Linked DNA regions of Homo sapiens: region 2 is linked to region 1. A link is a contact called in ENCODE Hi-C or POLR2A ChIA-PET data. All regions are on one chromosome and are shown on one strand. The core of a region is the stretch at or near the end of the contact, and the rest is flanking DNA. Distances in the headings are between cores, read along the strand shown. Region 1 holds the start of RABGAP1L-DT (RABGAP1L divergent transcript). Region 2 holds the start of KIAA0040.

Region 1 (3,622 bases), core at 590-3,089:
GCGCATTTATTGAACTGATTTAGTATAGACACCAGTCTAACTCAAAGTCTAGAGCTAACCCCTCAGGCAGGTGTACATTTAATACAATTTGATGATAATGTATACATAAAGTTCAACTAGTCTTTCTCCTTAGAAATCTCATTGTCAATTTCATAAGGGACGCTCTACTGAGAAAATGAATCACAGGCCAGTTTTCTAGTACTAGGAGCTTGTGAACCAGTATTTTCCATGAACAAAATCCACTTCCAATGTGATCACAAAAAGCAAACTTCACATCCGTATCTTCTGACATCATAACTAATGGATATTCTACGGAAGATGCCAAATATAAACACTACTGTAAGAAAAGTCAGAAGGTTTTCATGAAACTGTGTTTTCAGAATTTTAACAAGCAACTACTTACCTCCCACTATGCACGAGGAAATTTAAATGTATTAAAAATCCCTAAACCCCTCCAGTGCCAAAAATAAAGGCCTTAAAATCATTTTCCAAACTGCGCTGAAATCTGTCAGGCAAGCAAAAGTTCTCCTTACCATTAGTGTAATAAGGCTGGCATTTCAGTTTACTTGCATGAAACCAATTTTGCAAGTGACCACCCAAGTTTTGGTACATATTCTAATATAACCCTATCTGAGAGATCCAAGGACCTGGACACACTGCCTAGTATCTGAAACCCGTCAGTTCAGCTCCCATGCACCCGGCCACCTCCCGCTAGCCGGTGGCCCCTTTCCACATGCTGACGCACTGCCCAGCCCTGTACCGTTGGCGACCAGTGCAAAGTACTAGCCCAGTCTCAGAAACTTTGACTCAGTTATCAGGACACTGAGCACTCACAAGGTGGGTGGGGGTTGGGGGGAGGTGTTTGTCATGGCTCAGGAGGTCAACTTTGAAGCGGGGCATTCCCTACAGGTAGGGATCTGCCCGGAACGCATCCCATCCCAAACTGCAAAACCACAAGCATCAACAGCAGGAGCCGAGCAAAGTGCTCGGCGGAGGAAGAGGAAGGGCGAGGGAGAGAAATGGTCGAGTACAGAAGCCTGCGTGTGGGTAAGAAAATACCCTAACCACTCGCCCACCGGACGCAGGGCGGCTGGGACTGCGAATCCAGCAGCAGCCACAGCGTAGCAGCGGGCGGCAGCCGCCGAGGCAGCAATGTCAGGAGGGCACAGCTGGAGGAGGCGGCCGCCAAAGCCACTACCCCACCCCCAGGTAAGGGCGCCGACCCCGCCCGCCCTATCCGCGAGGAGCGGCCACCTGGGAGAACTGCGGTGTCCGGGAGGCGGCCGACAGTCCTGAACCCGCCCCCTACCCTCCTTACCGCGGTCCTCCCGCATCCCAGTCCTCGGCTGGGGCCCCATCTCGACCCTCCCCAGGCTCAGCCCGACGCCAACACACCCAGGCAGCCTCGGCCCGCGGATCCGGGCCGCCGGGCCGCCCTCGTGTCCCTAGGAGGCCGTCCTCGCCTCACCTCTTCACGTCTCCGCGGGCGCTGCCGAGACAACAACTCCTTCAGGCGCCCGCGTTCCACCCTCCACCTCGCGCTCTGAAGCCGGGCCGGTCCCGTTCGCTCCGCCACCGCTGGAGCCCGAGGAGGGCGGAGGGAACTGAGAGGGGAGGGGAGAAGGGCCGCCTGGCAGGAAGAGGCGAGGGAGGGGGCGGGCCGAGAAGGAGGGGAGGAGGCGGTGGCGGCGGGTCGGAAGCGCGCTCGTCCAGGCCCCTCTGCGCGGCGTGCGCGCTCCTGATGTCGGAGGCGCCCACTCTGCCGGGCGGCGGCGGCGCACACGCGCGTGCACGTCGCTGCGTGGCCGCGGTTGCGCCGGGAGCGGAGGAGTGAGGTCCTGACAGAACCAGAGCTGTTAGAGCAGGGACGCGCGAAAGGCGGGAGTACGGGCGGCGCTGGAGAACCTCCGCGGCGGAGGGGCCTGGGGGTGGGACCGCGCCCGCGAGCCCGCCCTGACCGGGGTGCGTTCTACTGGCAGTTGCTGAGTTCGGAAGATTAACTCTGAATGTGGAGAGATTATTTTCTTGCTCGTAAACCTGGTTTACATATTTTCATTCTTAATGCTCAGTAATCTTAAGGAAAGTCACCTGAAAGAATACTTTTTCACCAAGTACTCTTCTGCGCCTGTTTGAAGGTGTCTGTGTGCTTGTGAAGCGCTCCCTTGTTAGTTCCTTCTGTGAGACTCGGGGGAGACTGAAGAGGGAAATCACCTGCGGGGAATGAACAGGAAAGCAATAAGTAAGCACCATTACGTATTATATGAAGAAAATGTGCCCTCATTTGCACCTTTTTATCCTTTGGGGTAAAAGATGTTGAGGTACAAACTAGGTAGAGGTAGAATAAACCAACGCTTTTTCGCTACGAAGATTGTACTGATCCTTGAATTGTGGACATCCTTCTTCTAGATCCTGCAACCAGAAATGACCTGTAAATTTTCCGAATCTCCTTAGCACTTTGTTCTGTAGTTTTGTGGCACCTAACATGTCAGGCTTATCCAGGTTGCCCTGTGCAGCATTTTATCCCACTAGACAACCGCTGTGAACCTGTATCATTCATTTGTATCTTACACTGTGCACCCTGCCTAACTCATAGGAAGCACTCAATGAATGTGATTGCATGGATAAGTGAATATAGTGTCCAGTGATTGCAGCCATAGAATGACTTTAGTTTAAATATCTCCCTTCTATCCCACTTCAATTCCCCTGCCCTCATTTTCCCACCCATATTTAAAAGCTACTCTGAGAAACGTGACATTTGTCCAAAGGGCCCTCCCTGACAAATTCCTTCCCCCCACACCCCCGCTTTTCCTGATGTTAATGTCTATAGATGCTGAGACATATCAAGAGTGTTGTAACTATTTTTTTGTTTCCCCTACCTTCTGGGCTGCTTCCCTTATTAACTTCTGTATCTCAGGAGCCTACCTAGCCCTGGGCCTGACAATAAATGCTGAAAGTTTTTATTATATTTAATAAAGTTAGGGTTAGAATAACATAAATCATCTGTTGATTTCCTGAGATGTACAGGAACTATTAATAAATCTGCCAACCAGTAAGTACTAAGCCTCTACTAAATAAAGTACTAGTAAATTTACACTGCGCGCCATGAGGAAATCAACAGTTGACAAAGCCGCAGTTTCTGCCTTCAGGTATCTTCTAACTGGAGTGAAGCTTTTTGACAAAAAAGGACAATGGATGTGGTAATTATGGGCATTCAATAGGTAACTTAGCTAAAAAAGAATTTAAAAAAAAAATGGCAAGTCCAAAACAAGTTTAGTGTTCCCCAAATTCAGTTCCATATGTCTTTGAAAGCAATAGTGGACACCACTGGCCACTGCGAGTTAATTCTTCTATTTAAGTGGAGCATGCTATCTTCATGTGCCAACTTGCTATAAGGAAAAGAAAAATCCTGTCCCATGGCCACATGTAACACCTCTCATCAACAGGGGTCATTCTTTAAAACTGAACTTTTCCTCACAGTACAACATAGATAAGAGACAAGTCATGAGAGAACCTAGATAAAAGACAATTAAGGTGATCTGATGCAAACTCATCCTTACCACCAGAAAAACAATTCTAAGCACATGCCAAAAAATTATTAACAGATCTTCAGGCTTTTAGTCGA
Region 2 (4,078 bases), core at 1,413-3,912, 1.0 Mb before region 1:
AGATCAGCAGGTGCTAAAGCTAGTGAGGAGTGGTCAAAAAGGGGTTCCAATTTCCAGTCTCAGTGCACAAATCTGCTTTATTTTGGCTTCTTTTTTTAAAAAAAAAAAAAGTTAATATTTTGTTCTACTCCATTTAGTGCCCACTAAGCTCTTGACCAACTTCAAATATCCTTACTGAAAACAAGAAAAATAATAAGGATTAAGCAAAACGTAGTAGCCCTGTTGCTGCCTGGGGCTGTTCATGAGTTCATAGGAGTTAGGATTTTACTGCCAAGGAATAAAATAGTAGGTGGGTGTTCCAACCTGCTTTTTCATAAGGAACACATCATTCATCCAGGGTGAAAACATCCTTGCCAGATGCCCACTTCTTTTCTTCTGCATAATTGCATCTTCTAGTAGTGTCAATACAGCAACAGACTTTGCAGCCTTGGCAGTCTAGTGTGAGTAAATCCACCATCCAGCCCACCTATAAGTCCCTGATTTCTCTGCCACAGAATTTTCTGGTTTTCAGCATTAGACTTTTCTCCTTATGAATTGAGATAGCTAGAGATACCATCTTATGGATGGCCCTGGTTTCCTTTCTACGATCAGACAACCATGTCCATGAAGCCCTGAGCTCAATTCGATTGCCCCTGTTTTTCTCATTTAGTTTCTTCCTCTTTTCTCTTAAAAGCAACCCTACATACCCATCACCCTGGCCAGAACCAATCTGTAATGTTGCTCCAGACTTTCAGGAAAGTATTTTCTATGGCCTCCCCGCAATAGGCGTCATTCAAGACCTGTACATGATCCCTGCTCAAGTGTGGAATTCCTTCACAGAAGGCAAGTTCCTCCTCTACTAGATGATATGGTGGTAAAAGGATGCACTGGGTCAGGGGGAGCGGCGGTTGGAAACACTTGGATTCAAACCTGGCTCTACCATTTATTAGCTATGTGACCTTGAGGAACTTCCTTAGCTTCCTCTCAACCACAATTTCCTCACCTGTACAATGAGGATAATACTACCTCTCATAAATGTGTTGTGAAAGGTTGAATGATACACTGTGTGTAAACCTCCAGGCAGGAGATCCCCATTCCCAAATTTTCAGGCCAGCATTCAAGGCCTTACTATCATCCATCCCAGGCCTGTCTTCCTCATGGCCCTGTTAGACTCTATACTCTGGCCTTAGGCTCCAGGAGTTTTAGAGGAACCTACATAGGTACATAGGTACATTGTACATAGGTAGACAACTGCAGGCTCAAAGTGTCATTACAGATTTGAGCTTCTCCCGGCTTGTGAATCTAGTCTTCCTCTGTAAAAAATAAATAAATAAATAAATAAATAACTTATTTTCCTCTTTTTCTAGCCATTTTTGGCGTTTCAGGCTGGATGGTGGGTTTTCTCTTTGGCCTTTCAACTCAGAGCCACGTGGTTTCTCCTGAATAAACAGAAAGGAATCTCTTGAATCTCAGTTGTGACAGTTGGTTGCAGCAGTCATTTTAATGCCCACTTGGAGAAGCCAAAGGACACCCATACTCAGGCACAGTCGATGGAGGGCAAGTCCTGGTTCAGCACCTGGCACCTGGTACCTGTGTACCTGGCAAATACAGTCGAGGGAACAGCATTTCAGGCCCTTGTCAGGGAGGACCTCCCAGGATGACACTGAGGAGGCCCCTGAAATGATCCACAGCCAGGTCCTGGCATCCCCCTCTTTTCCCACCCACAGTATCCCTGGAGGCACTGAACAAGCTCTGAATCATCAGAGCTTTGTGTCTGGAGTCCCCTATTCAAAGGGGCGCAGGTCTTTTCATTTCCTAGCATCCCATGTGCTCGGAACTAGAGCCAAGAGATCTGAATAGAAAGTAGATGGAGAGCAGCTGAGGATGAGAGGGAAGAACCCCTGAGAACTTTTTGAAGTCAGCTTTCCCCTCCGTCATTTGCTTGTGACAGACAGCTCCTGGGGCGCAGTTTTCCTTAGCGCCTCCAGGCAGCAGAGACAAAGACTCTTCTGAGATGTCACCTGCACCCCTTGGAGCAACCGGCGTTGGCTAGAGGGGACTGTCATGCTCATTTGTCCCGATAAGACATCGGAGCCTTCACCCAACCTGCCGCATGGTATCCCTCTCCAACGCCTCCCACCCCTTCCAGGAAGGCCCTCTATTTAGGCAGCTGTTTTCCCTGAAGCCGGGTTTGCCCGGAGTTCTGTGTCCCATTCCTGGAACACTGGTGCGTCTGTGAGAGACACCGGGGCTGGCTCCGCAGCCGCTGTGTCCTGAAGGAGGCGTGTTCCGGGACTGAGGGGGCAAGGACACGTAATGGCGGGGGGCGGGGAGTGGGGAGCCACCGGCGGGAAGACGGGGAGGGAGGGCGCGTCTGGGGCGTGTGCGCCCAAGGCCAGAGGCACCCGAGGTGGGCTGGCCCAGGGTGGAAAGCCTGGGCCGAGCCCCTGGAGCGGGCGGAACGGCGAGCCAGATTCAGGAAGTTGTGCCTGTGACATCAGGGGCAGGACAGAGTTGGAGCGAAACCTCAACTATGCCAGGCGTCGGCCCGTAGGAAGGCAGGGAACACAGAGGGCGCTGCCCTCGGCGGCAGCGGCAGGTACGCGCGGGGGTGGAGCGGGGCGGGGCGGGGCGGGGCGGGCGGCTCCCACGACCTTGGCCGGCGCCGGGGCCCTACACGCCAGACCTGGCTCGGGGTGGGAGTGCAGAGGCAACCAAAAAGGAACCCACACCTCCCTCCAGGGCCCGGGGCGCTGTCAGACGGGGCAGCAACCAGGAGATTCCCTGGGCCTGCAGGAAGCCCTTCCGCGGACCGAAAGGTGAGTTTCAGGACTTTCTGTTATGTTTTTTAAAAATACATTTTTAAGCGCCCTCTGTTTGGAAGAAGACGCCCAGTCACTCCTGTCTTTAGAAGGATGAGACCTGCCCCAGAGATACAAGGAATTATTCCTAAGTAGCCTCTTGCGCCTTCACAACTTTAGTTCTGGTGTGTTTCCCTCCTTCGCGAGGACTCTCAGGAGTCTTCCTCTCTGCGCCTGGGCTGAGTCCACATGAACTCCTCGGAGGTCGGCGGTGGAGTTACCTTACTCCAGCTGCCGGTAGGAGCGCTTTGAAGGGGACACATGGAAATTCTGTTTTTTACTGAGAAAGCTAAGGCCTGAGACCCTCCGGAAAGCATCGCGGGCTTAGGTGTTTCTAAACCATTCTAGGTGAAGCCAGATTTTCTCTGGAGCTAAGGAACTAGCCAAAACGAAAATATGGCGTGGAGCCAGGGGCGGAGAGGAAACCTGTTTGCTATTCTGAGAGTTTCCAGGGAGCTTGCTGTGACACAGATTACTTCCTAACTTCTTTGACTCTCAGTGGTCCCACCCCCAGACCCCCCATCCCACCCATGAAGGTAGAGTGGGGGACATAATAGGACCTGTTTCCCTAACATTCTGAAGAGCTTTACGGGATTCATCATATGATAATAGAGTTAAGTAAACTATAGATGATAGCTAGTGGGAAGACCAGTCCTGCCTAACCGAAAGGGAAACTGAAGCACAGACAAGCACTCACCCTAATTTAACAGAACACCGGCAGCCAGCATGCCATGCTACTTAGCGGGATTGTGCCACCGATTGCGTTATACGAGGAAGGGAAGGAAAAGACCACTGGAGCATCTTGGAAGCTCCTCCCTTCTAAAGCAGTTGCATTTCATTTGCTCAGCTACAGCTCATAAGGACCTGAAGCTAATTTTAAGGAACCCTCATTCTGAAGTTCTGTTAGATAATGGGAGAGCCTTGAGTTACAAAGAGCAGGACTTAAACATAGCATTGATGCAACCTGTTCCTAACCCTTTTGCAAATGGTTTGCAAGTTCTATCTAAAGACTTCTGCAAGCGTCTTACCAGCCTTTAAACTGGTTCAGTTGCATCAACCACTTAGTCTGATGTGCCTGCCCTTCACCCAGTGCTGGGCTGGAGAGGCAGCTGTACAGGAAAATCTGACCAAGTCTTTCCTTTTGTCTGAAATTCTGCCTCTCTGTCCCCATCCCAGATACAATTTTAGGAAAGAGATGCGTTGTAAAACAAAAGTTTCTTTGGCCTCCATGCATTGTC

What was found. A loop is a pair of places that touch in the nucleus more often than their neighbours do. ChIA-PET counts read pairs that join two places held with the same protein, here RNA polymerase II (POLR2A). Pooled maps may share reads with other maps.
Region 2: a map with no recorded cell type shows a loop between it and region 1 (6-fold over the local background). The contact joins the promoter of KIAA0040 here to the promoter of RABGAP1L-DT in region 1. A Hi-C loop is called at or near these places in 1 of 168 maps with a recorded cell type or tissue (naive thymus-derived CD4-positive, alpha-beta T cell), 5 of 37 single-sample maps with no recorded cell type and 11 of 50 pooled maps. POLR2A ChIA-PET finds 5 or more read pairs at or near these places in 1 of 52 experiments (activated B cell).

Annotation. Positions count from the first base shown.
Region 1 is chr1:174,157,504-174,161,125 of GRCh38, reverse strand. RABGAP1L-DT (RABGAP1L divergent transcript) reads left to right here and starts at 1,839. Exons shown (of 4, transcript NR_121197.1): 1 at 1,839-1,962; 2 at 2,136-2,239. RABGAP1L (RAB GTPase activating protein 1 like) reads right to left here and starts at 1,606. Exons shown (of 26, transcript NM_001366446.1): 1 at 1,469-1,606. RefSeq lists silencers at 1,201-1,380, 1,501-1,900.
Region 2 is chr1:175,191,360-175,195,437 of GRCh38, reverse strand. It overlaps KIAA0040, which reads left to right and starts at 2,662. Exons shown (of 4, transcript NM_014656.3): 1 at 2,662-2,798. RefSeq lists enhancers at 2,000-2,109, 2,830-2,979, 3,220-3,269, 3,410-3,459.